2 separate regions of the Mus musculus genome follow, and region 2 is linked to region 1. A link is a loop called in an ENCODE intact Hi-C map of the cell type or tissue named here. Cell type or tissue: heart. All regions are shown on one strand. Links, peaks and the distances in the headings refer to the core of each region. The heading gives the core; the rest is flanking DNA.

Evidence for each region. Peaks named below come from ENCODE experiments on the same cell type or tissue, not always from the same donor. Only the 100,000 strongest peaks of a DNase experiment are listed, where the experiment ranks them.
Region 2: a loop joins it to region 1, with 9 times the contacts of the local background. A loop is called at or near these places in 1 of 42 quality-filtered maps.

The regions. Positions count from the first base shown.
Region 1 is chr14:20,542,684-20,548,059 of GRCm38, reverse strand. Ppp3cb (protein phosphatase 3, catalytic subunit, beta isoform) reads left to right here and starts at 1,487. Exons shown (of 14, transcript NM_008914.3): 1 at 1,487-1,704. The coding sequence starts at 1,620. It overlaps 1810062O18Rik (RIKEN cDNA 1810062O18 gene), which reads right to left and starts at 1,767. Exons shown (of 6, transcript NR_033571.1): 1 at 1,716-1,767. In heart, for the core only: a CTCF peak has its summit at 1,908; a DNase peak (open chromatin) is centred at 1,799; H3K4me3 peaks cover 2,458 bases; H3K27ac peaks cover 2,073 bases.
Region 2 is chr14:20,638,121-20,643,496 of GRCm38, reverse strand. It overlaps a transcript of Usp54 not described here. Among named protein-coding and RNA genes, the nearest start is that of Myoz1, 16 kb to the left of the region's middle. In heart, for the core only: no CTCF peak of the experiment used is centred there; a DNase peak (open chromatin) is centred at 2,516; H3K4me3 peaks cover 2,384 bases; H3K27ac peaks cover 2,378 bases.

The sequences.
Region 1 (5,376 bases), core at 1-5,000:
CAAAAGAAAATAATTTGGAAGGTTCCCTTTGCAAAGAATGTCTATTGGGTTTTCCCTCCTTATTTATTCCAGATCTTGATCTTACTGATGAACACAAAGAAACAACAGATGCTGAGAACGTTGCCCTCCTAATCACTGAGGACAGATTCTGAGAACTTGTGTTACTGAGTAATAAGATACAGAGGGCTTTCTTGTTTCATCCTATTTGGATGCTATAACATAGAGACATGGGCCTTAGTAGATATGTTGGCCCCTGAACCATTCAACACTGCTCGTGTCATACACACAATTCTATCTTTTTGGAAGAAGTGTAATGACTGTGCATATGTATGAGGAGGACACATGAAGGCTAGAGTAAGCTGTACTAGTCAGTTCTCTTTTAATACCTTGTGTGCCCTGTGGTTCCATTACTGGGTTTGGTGGCCTATGCCTTCAGCATCTGAGCATCTTATTAATAACTGTTAAGGACCACCTGTACTTGTTTCTTGACCTCTTGGATGCTGGTCAACTTGGATCTGTTTCTGCAAGTTGCCCAAATTCAAATTCCGAGTATGTACAAAGATAAGGAACTAATTTCCTATTTTCTACCTACTTAGTCTCTGCTTTCCATTTTTTTCTATTTCATTTCTTTATTTACAAGTTTTAGTAGATGTCAGACTAGAAGGAGTCTAATTCCTTCTTTCCATTGTCTCCTTCGGCCATGGGGATTAGTCCTAAGGAACTTAAATCACAGTCCTTGGCTGCAAGCACCTTTATCCATTGAACCATCTCTCTGCCTTCAAATTTATTTGCTCAGTGAATTACGAGAGAGGCAATGGCTTTCCAGGGGAATCTTACAGGTTCTCAGGACACCTCTTGGTGTCATTCCCTACTTCCCTTGATCCATTTTGGTTCTTAAATCGTGGTGCTTAGACTTTTCCAGCTGAATTTATGTGCCTTTGGACTTTTCCAAACTCTCAAAGCAAGAGTTCGAATTCTATGCAACTCTCTAGGGCCCCGTTTTGTTGAGACAGTCTCACTTTGTTGCCCTGAGTGGTTAGACCTAGCTAGACTTGAACTTACAGAGTTCTGCCTTCCCCTGCCTCCTGAGGTCTGGTATTAAAGGGAAAATTTCATTTTAAATGATAATGCCACTCTATAGATTCCCTGATGCTTCTTTCATTTTTCTCTCTGGCCATAGTATTATCACTTAGATTTTGTAGATAAATTGTCATATATTTGTCTAGGCCTGGGAAATTCTGAGATCAAATTACACCTCTTCATTTTCCTGGGCTCCAAAGCGGCCAAAAAACCGTCCTTTTTTCCCCTTGCATTTTATCAACAGCCCCTCAGTTTAATCTGCAACCTCTCTTTACTGGTTTGTCTTTCTGCATGTACGGAATTTTCACCTGATCCCTTGGACTGTTTCCGTTTCTGTAGTAGCCTCGGTAATTTTGCTCAAGTCCCTGGAGCTTGTCCCGCCCCCGCCCCTGCACGCGCGATGCATGACGGTCTTAGCCCCTCTGAAGGGAAAGAGGGTCCGCCATGTTCCCCGGCGGCGCCGCCGCTTGGCTCTGGTAGCCGCCGCCCCCGCCCCCAACCCCGCCCGTCCCGGCACCTAGCCGAGCCCCGGGCCCAGCATGGCCGCCCCGGAGCCGGCCCGGGCCGCGCCGCCCCCGCCCCCGCCCCCACCGCCCCCTCTCGGGGCCGACCGCGTCGTCAAAGGTGAGAGGTACCCGAAGCCTGGGGGCCTGGCGTGAGGCGCGGTGTGAGGGCGGGCGGGAGTCCGTCCCCTCAGGAGCGGGCCTGGCGGGGCGGGCGAGTGACTGGCTGCCTCCCTTGGGGAGTGGCCCCTGGGCGGGTCCCCGCTGGGCCGGGCCGAGGCGTAGGCTGCTCCTCGGTCTCCCGCTCGCCCTGCAGGCCCGGGCGGGCGTCGTGCGCGGGCTGTCGCTAACGCGGGCTCAGGGCCGTCCGCCGCAGTGAGCCCCTTTCTTTCCTGCTTTGCCTGTGGTCGGCGCGGCGCCCGCGTTAAGAGCTTCCGGCTCCTCGACAGCTGCACTCCCGGCTTGCCCGGGCGCACCGAGGGGCCCCGGAACCCCTTAGCCGCACGCCGTTGGACTCGCCCGCGTTCTGGCCCACGCCTGCTCCCGGGTGACAACGCCTAGCTAGCGCCAGCCGCAGGGGGTTTGCGCTCGGCCCTCAGATGCCACCCCGCGCGGAAATCGGGAAAACCGTATGGGACTGGACCAGGATGAAGGATCCCGGGGTGACCTAGGAACCCAGACGTAGCTGCGGGGCAGGGGAAAAAGCCATCTTACAAAGAGGAGGCAAAAAAGTCCCATGTATAGGAAGTGGTACACTTAACAGAAAGGGTTTTACAAGCCGCCTCTAAACACACGACTTACTCTTTAGAAGGAAAAGTGAAATTCTTCTGAGCCAGGGAGGACGTGTGTGTACAGATAAACAGATTTATTTAAATTAAATTGAGAGGCAGTTGAAAGTTCCTTAAAAGTCCAGGCTCTCAGAGAGAGCCCATCTACCACACTAATACTATGGATTAAGAATATTAAGAACTGAAATTATTTTTCTTTATTTTGCAGTCAATAAGCAGAAATCGTAAAATGAAGATTTCGTCATTTAGATTATGCTCATTTTTAAAGTTATTTTAATTTTCAAATTCAGTGTCTCAAGTATAGACTGGCACAGTGTTTAAATACTGCTAGCTTTGCTTTGAATTGTGACCATGGTTTGCCATTAAAATATTTTAAAACAAACCCTTTTCTCGTGTGTGTGTGTGTGTGTGTATGTATGTATGTATGTATGTGTGCTGGTTTTTCGAGATAGGGCTTTTTTGCGTAGTCTTAGCCAGGAACTTGGAAAGTAGGCTGGTCTGGAACTCAGAGATATGCCTGCCTCTGCTTCTTAAGAGCCCAATCAAAGGTGTACGCCACCACTGCCCACCTGTGTTTTTTCTGTTTTCAATCTGCACTTTAGGTTCTTAAAGCATGACATATGTGGTTGGGTTAAGCATTAGAATGAACTAAATAGGACTGGAGTAAGAGCGGGTAAGAGCACTGACTGCTCTTCCAGAAGTCTGAGTTCAGTTCCTAGCAGCCACATGGTAGCTCACAACCATCTGTCATGGGATCTGATGCCTCTTCTGGTGTGTCTGGAGACAGTGACAGTGTACTCATATACATTAAATAAATTTTAAAAAAAGAATGAATAGGTTTTTTTCTCAAAGATTTATTTTATTATTATAAATAAGTAGACTGTTGCTGACTTCAGACGTACCAGAAGAGGGTGTCAGATCTCATTTCAGATGGTTGTGAGCCACCATGTGTTTGCTGGGATTTGAACTCAGGACCTCTGGAAGATCAGTCAGTGCTCTTACTCGCTGAGCTATCTCACCAGCCCCTAGAATGAATAGTTTATGAGCTTCTTTTTCTGGGATTTTTTTTTTTCTTGAAGGATAGAAGATCAGGCATTGATCCTATTAATTTCTGTAATTGTATAGGTGGGGGTTGAAACAGGCCATTGCCTGCTTCTTCATTTTCTTAACTATATTTCCTGTGTGCTTATTTTTCTGGATACTTTTCACCAGAATAATAGCTGACGTAACTAGTCACATTCCCAAATCATGTATTTATGTTGTCCTTTTGTGAATCTTGTTCCTTGTCATTTATGTAGCAATCTTTTTCTCATACTGCTTTAATGAAGGAAAAACGAGTTGCAAGCAGAAGGCAGATTCTTTAGGGGTGAGTTGTGAGTCTAATACATAGCCATTTACAGTTTATTGTTTTGAAATGAAAACCATTTTCTTAGTAGGAAAGGAGCTTGTTTGGGAAATTTCAGTTATAAACGTATGGTTAATGCATGTTGTGTATTAGTTGTATCTTCTTCATGGTGACAACTTTCATTTCTATGTGGAATGTATTAGAATTCCTGATACTGTGGTCACATGCCTTTAATCCCACCACACTGGAGGCAGAGGCAGGAAGTTGCTGTTAATTTTGAGGCCAGTCTGGTCTACATAGCAAGTTTCAGGCTAGCCGGAGCTACATAATGCACCCTGTCTTAAAAGATAAATAAGTAAAACAACAACAGCATGTAAGTAAAGCTCAGGTTTTGTAAGTCCAGGACACTTCCCTAGCTTTGCATAGACTCAACATCATCAGATTATGAGGAAACTGCCATTAGAATTGAGTACAAGTAGTCTTTTCCTCTTTGGAACTTTTCCTTTTTTGTCTTTAAATTTTAGACTCAACGCTTCTATTTTAAAGACCTTTATTTTATGGACATGTATTATTTTTTTCTTTTTAGATTGATTTTCTTTTATGTGTATGGATGTTTTAGGCATTCATGTCACCATATGTACCACATGTGTATAGTGTCCCATGAAGCCAGAAGAGGGTGTTATATCCTGTGTAATTTGAGTTACAGAAGGCTCTTAGCCATATGGGTGTTGGAAACCCAACTTAGATCCTTTGGAAGAGCAGACAGTAAAGGCTTTTAACTGCTGAACCATTTTAAGTCCCCAGACATGTAGGTTTTTAAGAGAATATAGAATGTTTTGTTAATAGTCACACTTAGGAAATACATATGTAAGTTTGAGATATTTTAATACTATAGGTGTTTCATTTATAAATGCAATGAGCCTGCTACTAAAAATTTAGTAGCAACTCTTATTTCATAGTCATGGAAAATAGATTTCTTGGTTAGTAATATTTAGTTCTAAACCTGATGGTCCAGAGAGGCTGGTTGTTGGTCCCATGTACTGCTCTTACAGAGGACCAGAGTTCCATTCTCAGCATCTATATCAAACAGCCCACAGCTGTCTAACTCCAGTTTCAGAAGAGCTGATACTCTTTTCTGTGCTCCATGGGATGCTGCGTTCACTTTCATATACTCCCACACGGACATATATGCATACACATAATTAAAAATCAAAATGAGTTGTAAAAAAATTAACCTGATATGGTTAGTCACAATAGCATATGTTGATAATTCAAGGATTTGGGAGGTTGGAGGATCATCAGTTCAAGAACAGCCAGGGCTACATAGTGAGACTCTGTCTCAAATCCTCAAACCAAACAAAATGTTGCTGAAGCTTTTGTTACTTTTTCTTTCTTTTCTTTTTCTCTTCTTTCTTCCCTTTTTTTTTGGGGGGGGGTATATATTTCAATTAAGAAAACGGAAACAGGTTGGTAAGATGGCTCAGCTGGTGAAGGTGCTTGCTGCCAAGCTTGATCTTAATTAATTCCTGGGACCCACATGATGGAAGCAAGAGAACCAGTTCCTCTTGAAAGTTGTCCTCTGTCCTCCACACACATGTATGCACAATAAATAAATGGAATAAATCTAATAGAATATAGGCTTAACAGAAAAGAAAATGGA
Region 2 (5,376 bases), core at 55-5,054, 95 kb before region 1:
TAAATTGTAATGTAGACATCTGATATGCAGGATATCTGATCTGTAAACCTGGAGAAAGGGTCACTTGATGATCTGTAAGCCTTAGGACCCACAGGTTGAGAACCTCTGCAATAGTGTGGTGCAGGGCTTCACTAGGGAAGACGCCTTAGGTTCCATTTCCTAGCATCATGAGAAAAGTGTTCTCTTCTTCAGTGTCTTCTGTCTGCCATCATTCATATATATATATATTCTCTTTTGAAGAGTCTGTGTATCTCTGGATAGACTGCAAGTCTTTTTTTTTTTTTTTTTTTCCTTTTTGGTTTTTCAAGACAGGGTTTCTCTGTGTAGCCTTGACTGTCCTGGAACTCACTCTGTAGACCAGACTGGCCTCAAACTCAGAAATCCGTGTGCCTCTGCCTTCCGAGTACTAGGATTAGAGGCATGCGCCACCACGCCTGGCTTGTGTGGAACAGGCTAGCACAGACCTTGTAGTGATTCTCCGGACTCTGCCACTACACCCATCCTACTATCTTTATTTTTACTGCAGTGTTGGGGATTGAATTTAAGCCCCAGATACATTACTCTGTTTTAAAATTCAGGAGTAGGAAGGTATGGGTGGTGCATGCCTTTAGTCTCAGCACTTGAGAGACAGAGGCAGGTGGATCTCTGAGTTCAAGGCCACTTTGATCTACAGAGTGAGTTCCAGGACAGCCAGAGCGACATAGTGAGACCTTGTCAACTCAAGAGAGTCCTTTCAGGTAAGAATTTGTGATTCTAGTGGGTTCTAGTACTCACTAGTTTTTATATTATACAAGACTAGCTTTTGTTATTCACCTAGCCCCTGCTGCCATTGAGTTAGCAATTTTAAAGGTCCCTCTTTTACAAATCACATAGCCAGAATATTACTCTCTGGCTCTCGGAGAGTGCTCATTCATTCGATACTATGGAGACAAAGTCTATGCTGCACAATATTGTACTTATTAGCAAGCTGCATGTGATTTCTGAGTTCATTAAACATTTCTGGTTGACTGAAATGTGGAATAAGTACAAAATAAGTATTTTAAAACTTTTATCTACTTTTATTTTTTACATCCTATGGATGTTTTGCCTGCATGTCTGTGCACCTCACGCATGCAGTGCCTGCAGAAGCTAGAATGCATTAGATCCTCCGTAGCTGGAGCTGTTAGTTGAACCCTGGTCCTGTCTAAGAGCTACACTCTCCACAAATACTCTTAACCGCTGAGATCTCTCTTCAGCCCCTAAACACTGGTTTCTGAAAAAGTAAGGGAAAACACCAATCTTGGATGAGTGTGGCATTTCAGGACTTTAATTCCTAGCACTTCGGAGGCAGAAGCAGGCGATCTCTGGGAGTTCAGGCATGTCAGGGTGACAGAGTGAAACCATGTCTTAAAAATGAAATGGATTAATATCGATTACAAATTATTTTCTAAAATTAATGAATTTTTAGAGACATGTCCTGGAATTCACTATGTAGATCTGGGTGGCCTTGCAAGAGATCTACTTCTCTCTGCCTACCAAGTTCTGGGACTAAAGGCATGAGCCACCACACCTGGCCTGATTTGAAACTGATGCGGTTAAAAATACCAGTGAAATCAATTTTGTTAATAATGTAGCAAGTGGAACATTTAAGTTGTACACTGTAGTTAGCCATATATGTTTTTACTTGACAGAACTGAATGCACCTCACGAAAATTTCTCAAGGGCTTCGAGAGGTAAACATTCTTCCCAATTCTATTGTCCTGCTCATCCCTTGTGTTTCATTCCTCCTTGTTGACCAGGATTCGGTAAATCCTTCTGCTTCATTGCCATAGAGCAGAGACACCCCTGGAAGTCCAGATTCTGAGGATGTAAGCAGAGGCCCGCGACCAGCAAGTGCAAATCCTACTCCTGTGAGATTCCAGTTGCATGCCACAGCTAAACACCTTAGGTCTGTCTTTTTTCGCTCTCTTTTTTCCTCTCTCTCTCTCTTTCTTTCTTTCTTGTTTGTGCGTGGGCCTGTGACTTATTTCCTATTTTGGTCTCGAAAATTGATGGGGCGGGGCACCCGGGATAAACTTTTCCGAGGAAGCAAAGTAAGTTTGGCAGACGGTAGAACGGATGAAAAAATTCCTGAAGGTAACCTGGAGGTGAGGAGGTCAATTTCGGGCCTACCCACTCCATCTCCAGCAATTCGACACGAGGGGAAAATGTCAGGGAAACGGAACCTGAGGTAAGCGGTTCTCGGTGCGAGGAGGAAGGAGCGAGCGCACAGCCCAAGTTTAGTTCAGCAGAGAGTCTGCCATAATAACTGTCCCCGGCGGGAGCAGACCACCGGCTGGCCGGCGTTCTTCGACTCCATCAGAACAGTTGGCCTTCGCCCGGGTCTTTCCCGGCTCACCCTGAGCCGCGCCGCCGCCGCCGCCGCCATCTTACACACGATTATCGCGATACGTCCTCAGCCGTCAGTCGCCAGGCTCATTTTCCAGCGAGTCTCTTTTCCACGGTTCTCGTCGGCGCCGAGGGAGGTATCGCGAGAGTTGGTTGCCTTGGCTCCCTGTAGCTATAGCAGCCGCGGCGGTTGAGGATGCGACGGCGGGAGCGGTGAGTGCGACACTCTCAGGGGGGCGGGGCCGGCGGAAACGGGGTGCAGGGGTAGCGCAGGGGGAGGGGGTGCGGAAGGTCGGGTCTCGGGGGACCTGCACCCCGGGGTGACGCGTTAGGAGGCACTCGCGTTCCGTACGCAGCGGGACCGGGCGTCTTTCTGAGCTGGGGCAGCAGGGGAGGGTTGGCGCTGCTCGGAGGTCCGGGGACAGGGGGCAGGGAGACTCGGGTAGCATTGGGCTCCAGGGGGGCAGGTGTGGGAGCGGAGAGGCATGCGAGTGATGGAAGCTAGGAGGTTAAGGGGACCCAGAACGGGAGAAAAGGAGACAAGCTGCATCCGAAAGAAGTGGGAAGAAAATGGGGGTAATGTGCAGAAGAGGGTATGTTGAATGGGAGCAAAGAGTTGGGCCCACGTTGTTTTCCAACTGTTGAGGGTGGGGTAGGAGTGCGGAAAAGAGGGAGGGTCAGATTTTTTTGCAAACACCGATTCCCTCCCTGCTCCACCTAAGGCAGGGCTGGGCCACAGGGCCAGCACCTGACTCCTAAATGATGTGGCGGGAATGGTGGCGTCCTGGAGCCTTCCAGCTTCCCAGTTCTCCTAGCCAAAGAAATAATCCAACGAACCAACACTCTGGACTTGTGAAAGGAGAAGTCTTGGTAAACTAGTATTAGTTGGAGAGGATCTTTTTAGCGTAGAGACTGTGAGTAGGATAGTGATAGATTGCTGCTCTAAAATAAAGCGTGGGGTGGGGGCAGGAGAGAGACATTCTTGAGGGGGAATCCCCTCCGCCCCCCCACAAACCATGAGGTGTGCTTCCTCTGGAGCGTTTGTGAGCCGAAAGAAGAGGGTGTGTGTTCACAGCACGTTTCTTCCCAGATTCATTCAAGTGTAGAATTCCTTTACGCTGTGCCCATGAAATTATATATGCAGTGTAAAATCAGAAGAGACGATATGACAAAAGAATGTACAGTAAGACACTCAAACCTTTCACAAATAGAGCTTAAAATAAGAAAGTGTTTATGTTGTAGCAGGAGGTTGAACACTCAATCTAGGGATAGTTTAGTACCTTGCATAGAAACCATACTGTTTCCACAGTATGCCCATTCAGATTATCTCTGAAGAAATAGATGAAGTTTTATTTTAAGAGACAGAATAAAATTTGAATATCTAGAAATAAAAGCAATCTATTTTTTTTCTTTTTTTTTCCCGAGACAGGGTTTCTCTGTAAAGCCCTGGCTGTCCTGAAACTCACTTTGTAGACCAGGCTGGCCTCAAACTCAGAAATCCGCCTGCCTCTGCCTCACAAGTGCTGGGATTAAAGGCGTGTGCCACTACGGCCCGGCAAATAAAAGCAATCTTAAGGAATTAAAATTACCGAAAGAAAAATGATTTATTCTCTGAATCTCAAGAGCTGTTTTCTGGAGTTGATTTTGGACTTTTTGTCTGGTTAATTCATTTCTAGTGGAAATCATGGCTTCATGTCAGGGGTAAAGATACAAGCTTTCCAAAAATGTTTCTATTTTATAGGTATAAATTTACAAAGGGTAACTTCTTTTGATTATATAACCGGATTTTGCCATATTGAGATTCATAGATTCATTAATTAGAATAATGGCTTTTAAATCCTTGAGCTAGCTTAAATATAGTCATGGGACCCACTTATTTGATGTGTATTAGAGGAAAACTTAGTTTGTGGTGTGTGTAACTGAACTTAGTGCCTTTCTGGGACAAGGAAAAGCTTTATGTGGAAGTTGAAGTTTTCTGTAAGAGTTCAACAGCAAGCTGTATGGAACCCCTGTTGTGTAGAACATTATGTAGGTTTTGAAGGGAAAGGGTTATGTCGTAGATCCACTCAACAAACATTTATTGAGACTATTTTGTATGGAAGACCTCAGAGTATAAACATAAAAGGTATAAGGTTCTGTGTCTTTAATTGCTTAGAACCCACGTGGGAGACAATAATGAGACATAAGCGTGACATAATAAATGTACCAGGCTGGCCTCGAACTCAGAAATCCACCTGCCTCTGCCTCCCAAGTGCTGGGATTAAAGGCGTGAGCCACCACACCCGGCAAGGAAGGGGTATCTCTTAATAGGGTTTCCTTCCTCATATATTTATACTACACATGAGAATCTAATTTGAATATTAGCATGATGTTAAATTTGAGGGTTTATATTGTTATACAGGGACTTGAATAAATTATAATATTCATGCTGTGTATAATTGTATAGGGAACTAGTCTTGGGAAAATAGTTGTAACAAGAAATAATTAACATTTGCAAGCTCTCAGAAAATGTTTTAGTAGTGGAAATGGTTATTTATTTTATTTATATTCATATATGAGGCAAATGATACTTTTTAAAAATTTAATTTTGTGTGTATGAATGTTTTGCCTGCTACTATGTGTTTCTATTACATGAGTGCCTGGTGCCTGTGGGAACTAGAAGAGAGTTATAGACACTTGTGAACAGATTTAGGTCCTGGGCACTAAACCTGGCCCCTCTGTAAGAGCAACAAGTACTTTTAACTGCTGAGTCATCTCTTTAGTCCCAAATGTTACTTTTCATTTGATACTCTTCAGTAATAGTTAGTGTTAAATGAGATAGACTCTTCTTTAGCCTAAGATGCCCTTTGTAGCTGAGGATGCCATGAACTCTTGATCTTCCTGTCTCCACGACCATGGCTCAAGTCCTTGAGATAACAAGTATGTTGCACAATGCTGGCAAAAATTAAATTTTGTTTTTATCTTTTAAAGTTTTTGTTTGTTTTTATTTTTTGAGACTGGGTTTCCCTA